Linked DNA regions of Homo sapiens: region 2 is linked to region 1. A link is a contact called in ENCODE Hi-C or POLR2A ChIA-PET data. All regions are on one chromosome and are shown on one strand. Each heading gives the region's core, a stretch centred on a gene start or an enhancer-like site at or near the end of the contact. The rest is flanking DNA. Distances are from core to core; before and after follow the strand shown.

Region 1 (5,643 bases), core at 2,231-4,730:
GCTAAGGTGGTGACAGACAGATCTCTCCATTGTAGTGGTCCATTTTTCTTTTTGCAATTTACAAGCAATAGTTTTTGCATCCACCAATGATCATTTGTTCCTTTTAAACCCACTAGATTGGCAAAAATTTTAAAAATCTGATAATACCAAGGGTTAACATAAGTGTAAAGTCATTATTAATTGCTGGTAGGAGTGTAAGTTGATCAAATCACTTTGGAAATCCATTTCATATTATCTGCCAGAGCTGAAGAGGCTTATAGTTTACAATCCATTCTATCTTCCACCATTTTAAGAGAAACTCTCACGCAGGTGTACAAGGAGACACACACAATAATTTTTATAGCAGATTGTTTTGTAAGAGCAAAACTTGGAAACAACCCAAATGTGCATCAAAAAAGGAATGAATAAAGTTTTATATAGTCAAACAATAGGATACTGTAAAATAGTAATATTGAATGGCCTAAAGCCACAAACATCAGTCTGATGAATCTCACAATCATTACACACACACACACACTCTCTCTCTCTAGGAGGAAACATGCAAGGCTTTTGATAAAGATGCTGAAATTAACACATGTATTTGCCTCTGCTGTTTCTCCAAACTCCACTAAAACAACAGCAAATTTTTTTAAAAAGCATAAATGTTTGCACAAAAGCAAATGAAGAAGAGGGTAGACAGGGGCAATAACAACTTGCAGGCATAACTAATGATAATGATTTAGCAGACTGAAAAAGTTACTCTTAAGCTGGCAGGGAAAATGCAAAGAAGTACTATATATGTTTCCCAAAACACACAAAAGTTTCAGGAATTGGCAGCACCAAGTATCTCTTGCAATAGGAGTAAATATGGGCTTAAAAAAGACAAGTTGGTTTCAATTCTACTCTAAACCTGCAGCATGATGACTGTCCCTCTCTAGTCTGGCAGAAGATTGAGAGGGTAAAACAAAGGGCTCGGGTGTAGGACTGGAAAAGTGGTGGTTATAGCACTAATTTAGCATTGGACAGGTAGGGTGCTGGATCCTAGGAGGCCTGTGAAAATAGCTTAGGTATTCAACAATGGGTACAGCCACGGAGGCCTACACAGATTCAACAGATTGGTAGAAAGGAGGAAACAAACATAACAGAAATGCAAAGAGAAAAAGAAGGTACAGTGAGAGTGAGTGAGAGAGAGAATGATTTGCAGATGTGAGGTAAGATTTCAGAGGTGAAGTTCTAGTGATGACCAAGCCCTTGGTTTCTCTTCGAGGAAATCTTGCTGAGAAACATGCCCCTAAAAACAGCTTTGATGCCTTGTGATTAGGGGCGATGGCTTTCATTATTTTCCTCCACTCTCAATAAGCGCCAACAGAAAAAAGCTACTCCAGAATCTTCTTTGTTGCAATATGAGGCAGAATGAACAAAATTGCAACAGCTACTGTTATAATAGGAAGCAACATGGTGTAAGATGTAGTTTTAACAAGTAGAAGAGGCCCTGGTGCATCTGATTTGCCCTCTCTGAGTGCCAGAGCGTTAGCTACCATTGTCAGGAAGCCTGTCTCGTGCGTCTTGACTTTCCCAACATCTAGAGGACTTCTTTAACCTAATGAGATGAAGATGAGCTGAGAATGACATCTTGAAAAGATCTGAGCCAGTAGTTTTCCAAGCGGTTCTCAGACCAGCAGCATCAGCGTGGGAACTTTGTAGAAATGCAAATAATTTGGGATCTATCCCAAACCTATCGAATCAGAAGTTTTTGGGGTGGAGCCCAGCAATATGTGTTTTTAAAAGCTCTTCAGGTAAGCACACCAAGGTTTGAGAATCACTGACCTGGATGTAATTTTTTATAATTTTTTTAAATTTTTTTGAGTCAGAGTATCCATCACCCAGGCTGGAGTCTAGTGGCGCGATCTCAGCTTACTGCAACCTCCGCCTCCTGGGTTCAAGCAATTCTTGTGCCTCCGCCTCCCAGTAGCTGGAATTACAGATGCACGCAACCACACCCAGATAATTTTTTTTTTTTTTTTTGAGATGGAGTCTCGCTCTGTCACCAGGCTGGAGTGCAGTGGTGCAGTCTTGGCTCACTGCAACCTCTGCCTCCCAGGTTCAGGTGATTCTCCTACTTCAGCCTCCTGAGTAGCTGGGATTACAGGCATGTGCCACCGTACCTGGCTAATTTTTGTACTTTTAGTAGAGACGGGGTTTCACCATGTTGGTCAGGCTGGTCTCGAACTACTGACCTCGTGATCCGCCAGCCTCGGCCTCCCAAAGTGCCAGGATTACAGGCATGAGCCACCGCACCCAGCCAGTTTTTGTATTTTTGTAGTGATGGGGTTTCACCATGTTGGCCAGGCTGGCGTCGAACTCCTGACCTCAAGTGATCTGCCCACCTCAGCCTCCCAAAGTGCTGGGATTACAGATGTGAGCCATCGTGCCCGGCCTAGATGTAATTTTTAGTCAACTTAAGCATGTGTAACCATATGCAATTATGCGCAAACAGTATAAATAGAGCTGATGTTAATCTCTAGCCCCGTTGCCTGGAGTGTTGGTGAAACTCTTTTATTTTGTAATCCTTTTTATATTTTAGTGGATGTTTCTATTGATTCTCTTCTGTACCCGCTGTTTCCTCTTTTATTGGAAGACACTAAAACAATTCAGAAATTTTTATAGGAATGCAGAGGATTCAAAATGTCTGAGTCGTGCTCTTCCAAAGCAAGAATCATGTCATAGCCATCTTTTTTTTTTCTTGTAAGAGCTTTATTGAAATATAGTTTACATACCACACAATTCACCCGTTTAAAGGAATCCCCTCTCCTGCCAGTCAATGCTTTTTGGGTTTCACAGAATTGTGAAACCATCAGTACAACCAATTTTAGACGAATTTTATCATCCCCAAAGGAAACCTCATACCTATCAGCAGCTACTCCTCATTTCCTCTGAAATCCTCCAGTCTTAGCTTTTACTAATCTAGTTTCTGTTCCTATAGATTGCCTAGCCTGGACATTTCATGTAATGCATTACACTATGATGTTTCACGACTGGCTTCTTTCACTTAGTATAATGTTTTGAAGGTTCATCCATGTTATAGCATTTACCAGTACTTTATTTCTTTCAATTGCTTAATACTCCCTTATGTGGATACACAGTAGTTTCCTCTTATCTGGGGGGCATATGTTCCGAGTTCTCCAGGGAATGCTTGAAACCACAGATAGCACCAAATCCTATATATACTATGTTTTTTTCTATATATAGATACTTAGGATAAAGTTTAATTTATAAATTATAAGATAAAAATAGAAATAAAAATAAATTAGGCTCAGTAAGATATTAACAACAGCAATAACTAAATAGAACAATTCATAAAAATATGCCAGCATCACTGCTTTTGTGCTTTAGGGCCATTATCAAGAAAAATATGGGTGACTTGAATACAAGAACTGTGATACTGTAACTGTCAATCTGATAGTTACTAAGTGACTAATGGTGTTATAGAGAACATAGATGCACAGGACAAAGGGATGATTCACTTCCTGGGAAGGATGGAGTGGGATGACATAAGATTTTATCATGCTACTCAGAACAAGACACAGTTTCAAACTTTTTTTTTTTTTTTTTGAGACAGCGTTTCCACTCTGTCACCCAGGCTGGAGCACAGTGGCTCAGTCTCTGCTCACTGCAACCTCTGCCTCCCAGGTTCAAGCAATCCTCCCGCCTCAGCCCCGCAAGCAGCTGGGACCACAGGCATGCGCCACCATGCCTGGCTACTTTTTGTATATTTTGTAGAGATGAGGTTTCACCAAGTTGGCTAAGCTGGTTTTGAACTCTGGGCCTCAAGTGATCTGCCTGTCTTGGCTTCCCAAAATGCTGGGATTACAGGAGTGAGCCACTGCACCTGGCCTGCACAATTTAAAACTCATAAATTGTTTATTTCTGGAGTTTTTCATTTCACATTTTCCCAATGCAATTGACTGTATGTAACTGAAACTGCAGAAGGTGAAACTGCGGATGAGAAGAAGCACTACTGTACTACATTACATTTGTCCATTCATTAGTTGATGGACATTTGGGTTGTTTTCACTTTGGGACTATTATGAATAATGCTGCTAAGAGCATTTGTGTACAAGTTTTTGTGTATGCATATATTTTCATTTCTCTGGGTATACATACACCTAGGAATGGTAACTATGTTTAACATTTCGAAGAACTACCAGGCTGTTTTCCAAAGTCACAAGACACGATTTCAAGATTTTTCTTTTTCTTTGAGACAGATTCTCCACTCTGTCACCCAGGCATTGTACCATTTTACCTTCCTGGCATCAGTGCATGAGAGTTTCAGTTTCTCTACATTCTCATCAACATTTGCTCTTATCTGTCTTTTAAATTATAACCATCCTAGTGGGTGTGAAGTGATATCTGATTGTGGTTTTGATTTGCAGTTCCTTGAGAACTAATGATGTTGAGCATTATTTTTGTGGTTACTGACCATTTGTGTATCTTCTTTGCAGAAGTGCCAATTTAGATTCTTGCTTTTATTTGTTTATTTAGTTAGTTTTCAAGACAGAGTCTCTCTCTGTCTCCCAGGCTGGAGTGCAATGGCTTGATCACGGATCACTGCAGCCTTGTCTTCCCAGGCTCAAGCAATCCTCTTGCCTCAGCCTCCCTAGTAGCTGGGACTACAGGTGTGTATCACCACGCCAGGCTAATTTTTGTATTTTTTGTAGAGACAGGGTTTTGCCACGTTGCCCAGGCTGGTCTCAAACTCTTCGGCTCAAGCCATCTGCCCATCTTGACCTCCTAAAGTGCTGGGATTACAAGGCTTCAGCCACCACTCCCAGCCTGCTAAGAGTTTTATGGTTTCACCTCTTATGTTTAGGTCTTTTATTTTATTTTATTTTATTTTTTAATTGATCATTCTTGGGTGTTTCTTGCAGAGGGGGATTTGGCAGGGTCATAGGACAATAGTGGAGGGAAGGTCAGCAGATAAACAAGAGAACAAAGGTCTCTGGTTTTCCTAGGGAGTGGTGATGACTCTTAACGAGCATGCTGCCTTCAAGCATCTGTTTAACAAAGCACATCTTGCACCGCCCTTAATCCATTTAACCCTGAGTGGACACAGCACATGTTTCAGAGAGCACAGGGTTGGGGGTAAGGCCACAGATCAACAGGATCCCAAGGCAGAAGAATTTTTCTTAGTACAGAACAAAGTGAAAAGTCTCCCATGTCTACTTCTTTCTACACAGACACAGCAACCATCCGATTTCTCAATCTTTTCCCCACCTTTCCCCCTTTTCTATTCCACAAAACCGCCATTGTCATCATGGCCCGTTCTCAATGGGCTGTTGGGTTCACCTCCCAGACGGGGTGGTGGCCGGACAGAGGGGCTCCTCACTTCCCAGTAGGGGCGGCCGGGCAGAGGCGCCCCTCACCTCCCGGACGGGGCGGCTGGCCGGGTGGGGGGCTGACCCCCACCTCCCTCCCGGACGGGGCGGCTGCCGGGCGGAGACGCTCCTCACTTCCCAGACGGGGTGGCTGCTGGGCGGAGGGGCTCCTCACTTCTCAGACGGGGCGGCCGGGCAGAGACGCTCCTCACCTCCCAGATGGGGCGGCGGGGCAGAGGGGCTCCTCACATCCCAGAGGATGGGCGGCCAGGCAGAGACGCTCCTCACT
Region 2 (5,643 bases), core at 1,552-4,051, 160 kb after region 1:
GAATCAAATCCACTTCGATTTGAACCTCAGTGCAACCATTTCCTCAGCTCTGTGAGCTTGGGCACTTCCCTTGACTTCTTAGAGCCTCAGGTTGCTAATCCATAAAATGGAGATTATAACACCTTTGAAGTGAACCCTGTACAGGTTAGGAGATGCCCTTCGTATTAGACTATGCTATGCGTGGTGCCCCCAGAGTTGTGTCTCATGGTGGCCCTGGTTATGGTGAAGTTAAGTGAAATAACATCTAGCGTGCTTAATGAATTTTTGTTTCCATTTCCTTAGTTGGCTACATGTCTGCTATCTTACCCAGAATTCCTAGCCTCTATCATGAGGTGAGTCAGCTTCCTGTCTCAGCAGTGCTCTTCTTGCAGGGCACTGCACAAAACTGTGGTGGAGATAACCCTCGATCTTCTCATGCAGGAGTCCAGCATCGCAGCCCTTAGAGAGATACATCAGAAATCTATGGCATCATCTATAACGAGAAGTCTTTTTCTGGCCATTTTGAAGGGGTGTTGGGCCACTTACTATTTTAGGAAGTTTAGGTCTGGTGATGTAAAACAGTCAGCCTGCTTTTTTTTATTCTATTTTTTTTTCAAGCATGCATGGCTTCATTTAACAAATGTTACAAGGCCCTAGGAACTGAGTGATTTGCAAGATGTGGTTTCTGACTTCAAGAAACTCAGAGTGCAGTCAGAGAGGTAGACCAAGGCAACCAGAAACTAATATTCAGCATAGAAAAAGTAATGATGGGAGGACATATAAAGTGTTCATGGCTCAAGAGGAAGAAGGGAGTGGAAGAGTGGAAGAGGAAGAGGGACTGCTGTCCACGTTCAAAGCCCAAATTGAGTCTGACTTTTGTCGAGAATTGCTTAACAGGCTGCAGAGGTGGCCAGGAGGTAGACCAGGGCTGGAATTCAAGTCACCTCATTTCAAATCTATTGCTCAGTCCATCGCTCCGCCTCATGCCACATTGGGTTTTTCTTTACATCATTTGTTTTTCCTTGTCTCACTTTTTTTAGGCTTGTTTTCCTGCTCAGAACAAAGTGACTTCCCTGAACACATCTTCATTATGATTCACACCAACCTGAAGAAAAAGTTCAGCTGCTGCGTCCTGGTCTTTCTTCTGTTTGCAGTCATCTGTGTGTGGAAGGAAAAGAAGAAAGGGAGTTACTATGATTCCTTTAAATTGCAAACCAAGGAATTCCAGGTGTTAAAGAGTCTGGGGAAATTGGCCATGGGGTCTGATTCCCAGTCTGTATCCTCAAGCAGCACCCAGGACCCCCACAGGGGCCGCCAGACCCTCGGCAGTCTCAGAGGCCTAGCCAAGGCCAAACCAGAGGCCTCCTTCCAGGTGTGGAACAAGGACAGCTCTTCCAAAAACCTTATCCCTAGGCTGCAAAAGATCTGGAAGAATTACCTAAGCATGAACAAGTACAAAGTGTCCTACAAGGGGCCAGGACCAGGCATCAAGTTCAGTGCAGAGGCCCTGCGCTGCCACCTCCGGGACCATGTGAATGTATCCATGGTAGAGGTCACAGATTTTCCCTTCAATACCTCTGAATGGGAGGGTTATCTGCCCAAGGAGAGCATTAGGACCAAGGCTGGGCCTTGGGGCAGGTGTGCTGTTGTGTCGTCAGCGGGATCTCTGAAGTCCTCCCAACTAGGCAGAGAAATCGGTATGTTCTGGGGTTGTTCTGTGAATGGCAGTGCTTATTGGGACTGGCTGGGCATATTGATGGTATGGGAGACAAGTGGCCCAAGTGTGGCTCAGCGGACCAGTGGAGTGGGCCCAGGGCAGTGTTTTTTTCAGAGTCACAAGTGACACAGAGGGAGTTGAACAGATGGCGCTCTAGGCCCCCGCATCTTTTATCAATTAGAAGAGCTTCATTATTGTTTCCTAATATTTTTAGTTGATATATAATAATTAGATATATTTATGGGGATATTTTGATACGTGTATTCAATGTGTAATGATCCAATCAGGGTAATTAGAATATCTATCACCTTGAACATTTATTGTTTCTTTGTGTTGGGAACAGAATAGTTTTATTTTCATCTGTTTTAAATATTGGAATTGTGTAGAAGATTTCATTTGAAAAAGAGAGTTCCGCTGCTACCAATAATCAAAAGCCTACAATTGACCTTTGAAAAGACTTGAAGCATAGATCTGCACATCATTTCCAGGTTCTGAAATTCTGTTGTTTTTCCTGATTAGTGGAGGACTCTATTGGCCTCAACAACCTGGGTAATTTTCAGCTTTTCTCTTTGAAAAGATTTAATTGGGTCAGTAATTCTTAACTGGGGGCTATGGACCAACTTCAGAGGGTCATGAATCCCTGCAATTGCGTGCAAAACTGTCTGTGGATTAGGTGTGTAGAATGTATGTGTATGCGTATAAGTGTGTCCGTGCATTTTTCCAGGAAGGGAGTTTGTAGACTGCAGTTTATTCTCTAAGGGATCTGTGACCCAAAAAAGTTTCAGAGTCACTGGTCACAACATATTAATTTGCTTTTCTTGAAACCCTTTGTAGTGAATCAAGATAGAAAGTCTGTCTATATTTGTAAACCTGTGTAACAGAGAGCCTTATTTCTCTTATGCTGAATGTGTTTTCCATTATTTGAAATGAATCAGCTAAAGAAAGCAAAGCACAGGAAGCTTTGCTCCTCTGTCAGCCTGGAGGTACTGGAGCAGGTGAGGTCATACGTCTCCTTTTTTATTTCCTTCATTTGACTGCCAGGAAAAATGGTCTGAAACCCAGCACAGGCTCTCAAAGAAAAGTAGGCCCAAACTGGATTCTCTAGAGCAGAAAGAAATGGTGAGATCACAGTTTCTACCTCCCCAAATAGGCAGCTGCCCCGCTGGCCGGCCCCACCTCAACTTCTGCTTTTGTATTTTTGGTTTTTCTTGGACTTTGTTTTCAAGAAACTAAATGTGATTGGTTTTTGTTCATCCATAATGGAGCTAAGTTTCTTTCTTCTCCATTTTTGCTGCTTATGTAGCAAATGTTTGGGATATCCTAGGTATTAGCTGATCCTTCTTCTTCATGTCAAGTTAATATTGCGTGCCTGGCTGAAATTGTACTGAAGTTTGAGACAGGGCCTGATAGCTCTGTTAATTAGAACTACAGCTTTAATTTTATGCACTCCTTAAAGATTTGGGGTGATTTAAGTAAACATTAATACAAATAATATTTTTCTATAGATTGCAGTTTCAACTTCAAAATAAGGATTTCCACAGAAGGACTTTGATCCTGAGATGTAATCAAAATTGCATGTTAGACTTCGAATGTTCTGCTGTTATGGGGTATATATCCTCTTGGCATTTTGTCTAACAAATATTTTAAGACATTCATATATTCTTTTATTTATTCATGGATTCATCAACAATACAAAGGGGAAAGGGAAGGGAAAGGCCCTTTGTTGAAGCCCGAGTTGCAGGCAGCGTGCCAGGCCCATACACTTCCTCCTGCATCTGGAATTTGTTGAGTCTCTTCCCAACTACTGGATGGATCAGATTATTTCAAATGGTTTTCTTTTACAAATAACATTGCTGACAAGGTTTTTGTGCAGATAACTTAGGTAACCACTATTGACATTCAACAGGGAAATATCCTCAGAAGTGAGGCTAGAAGACACGAGTAAGAGACATTTTATGACTTTTTTTTTTTTGTCCATAGCAAGATTTTCTATCAGAGAGAGTGTAATAACATACTCTGCCTCCAGCAGTCTCACAAACCAGCCAATGGTGGGCTCAGTCATTTTCAATTATTTTTGATAGTTTACTCATACATGTTAAGTATCCTAGATTTGCTGGAATTTTCATGTCAAACAGTAGCATAATTTTAAAACACTATCATCAATACAAGTGATGCTTATTATGCATCTGCTGAGTTCCTAACATGCCTTGCTCTTTTCATCCTCCCAGAAGTCCTGTGAGGTTGATAAGATTATTGGTCTCATTTTGCTGGAGAGCTAAATGCGGAGGCTCAAGTGGTCACACAACTGGCTAATAGCAGACTGAGGTTTGAAAGCAGAGTGCTTGCTTCAAAGACCCCACTCTTGGCACCTCTGCTGTTGTGCCTCATAATAATTGTAGCTTCATAATAAAATTCGGTGTGATTATTCTTTTATTATGTTAAAAATTTTCTTCTATTCTTGTCTATTAGCTGTCCTAGAGAGAAAGAGAAGGGTATTCTGAGTTAAGGCAAAGGCAAGAAGCAAAGGCTGCACGGGGAAAAGTGTGTTTGGGCATCACAAATAATCCTGTTTGGACGGCATGTGGGTCCTTGTGGGTGAAGATGGGTGAGGAACGAGGCCAGAAAGGTAGCTAGGCATTAGCTCTTAGAGAACGTTGATAGTCACAATAAGGACTTTAGGTTTCATTCTTTAAGCCATGGAGAGCCCTAGGAGGTTTTTGAACAAGGGAGACTTCTCACTTCTCTATGAGTCCCTGTTTTGTACTCTATAATGTCTCCATTATTAGGGACTATTGCCACAACCAGGTCAGAAGTGCCAGGCCTGCCCAGGCTGTGGTAGCAGTGATGAAGAGAAAGGACCTTACCTGAGAGGGCTCATGAAGTAAGAGGCAGAACTTACTATCTAGCTGGAAATGATCTTGAGTGAGAGGCAGGAGCCAGGATGTCTAGCCTGGGAGCAGGCTGTATCTTACCAAGGGGAGCATGCTTCCAGAGGAACGCAGATTCCACTTTGGATGTTCTGAGACTGAAGTGTGTGTGGATTTCCCTGGGTAGATATCTATGCTGTTGAGTACTTAATTCTAGAGAAGGATCAGATATCGAGATAGATTTACAAGTCATTTGTATCAAGGTGAGATAATGGTTATAATCCAGGGAAGAAGACCAATTAGAAAATCTAGAAAAAGATTTACATTTAAAGGACAAAGAAAAGAACAGGGAAAAGTCAGAAGGGTCAGAGACCGGCTAGAGGAGAACTAGGTGTGCACCATACAATGGAAGGCAAAGGGGGATGGAGTTTGAGGGATGTTGGCTGTTGGTATCAAAGTCTGCAGAGGTGGGACATATTCTTGGGCAGAATAAGGACTGAGAAGACACCTGTGAACTGAGTAGCTTGGAGAACATGATCAGTTATATCAGGGGTCAGCAAGCTTTTCTTAAAAGGCCGGATAGTAAATAGTTTTGGCTTTGAGGGCCATGATGTCTGTCACAACTACTCAACTCTGCTGTTGTACTGCAGAAGTAACAATAGATAGTAGTAAATGAACAGGCCTGGCTATGTTCCAACAAAACTTTATTTACAAAATGAGGGATGCACCAGATTTGTCCTTCAAGTCATAGTGTTTTGTTTTGTTTTTGACGGAGTCTTGCTCTGTTGCCCAGGCTGGAGTGCAGTGGCATGATCTCGGCTCACTGCAAGCTCCGCCTCCCAGGTTCATGCCATTCTCCTGCCTCAGCCTCCCGAGTAGCTGGGACTACAGGTGCCTGCCACCACGCCTGGCTAATTTTTTGTATTTTTAGTAGAGACAGGGTTTCACCGTGTTAGCCAGGATGGTCTCGATCTCCTGATCTCATGATCCGCCCACCTCGGCCTCCCAAAGTGCTGGGATTACAGGTGTGAGCCACCGCGCCCGGCCAAGTCATAGTTTTTTTTTTTTTTAACTCTGATC

Evidence for each region. A loop is a pair of places that touch in the nucleus more often than their neighbours do. ChIA-PET counts read pairs that join two places held with the same protein, here RNA polymerase II (POLR2A). Pooled maps may share reads with other maps.
Region 2: a loop to region 1 is called in a pooled map, with 5 times the contacts of the local background. The contact joins two enhancer-like sites. A Hi-C loop is called at or near these places in 8 of 50 pooled maps. POLR2A ChIA-PET finds 5 or more read pairs at or near these places in 6 of 52 experiments (activated CD4-positive, alpha-beta T cell, activated CD8-positive, alpha-beta T cell, activated CD8-positive, alpha-beta memory T cell and 2 more).

Annotation. Positions count from the first base shown.
Region 1 is chr3:186,879,496-186,885,138 of GRCh38, forward strand. No RefSeq gene overlaps it. Among named protein-coding and RNA genes, the nearest start is that of ADIPOQ-AS1, 21 kb to the left of the region's middle. RefSeq lists enhancers at 562-1,062, 1,063-1,563. Within about 2 kb of position 3,481, at least 2 of the 41 ENCODE cell types and tissues checked have a DNase peak (open chromatin) inside an H3K27ac peak, as active enhancers do.
Region 2 is chr3:187,041,635-187,047,277 of GRCh38, forward strand. ST6GAL1 (ST6 beta-galactoside alpha-2,6-sialyltransferase 1) reads left to right here. Exons shown (of 8, transcript NM_173216.2): 4 at 1,020-1,676. The coding sequence starts at 1,070. Among named protein-coding and RNA genes, the nearest start is that of RPL39L, 95 kb to the right of the region's middle. RefSeq lists enhancers at 200-269, 2,520-2,789, 2,900-3,009. Within about 2 kb of position 2,802, at least 9 of the 41 ENCODE cell types and tissues checked have a DNase peak (open chromatin) inside an H3K27ac peak, as active enhancers do.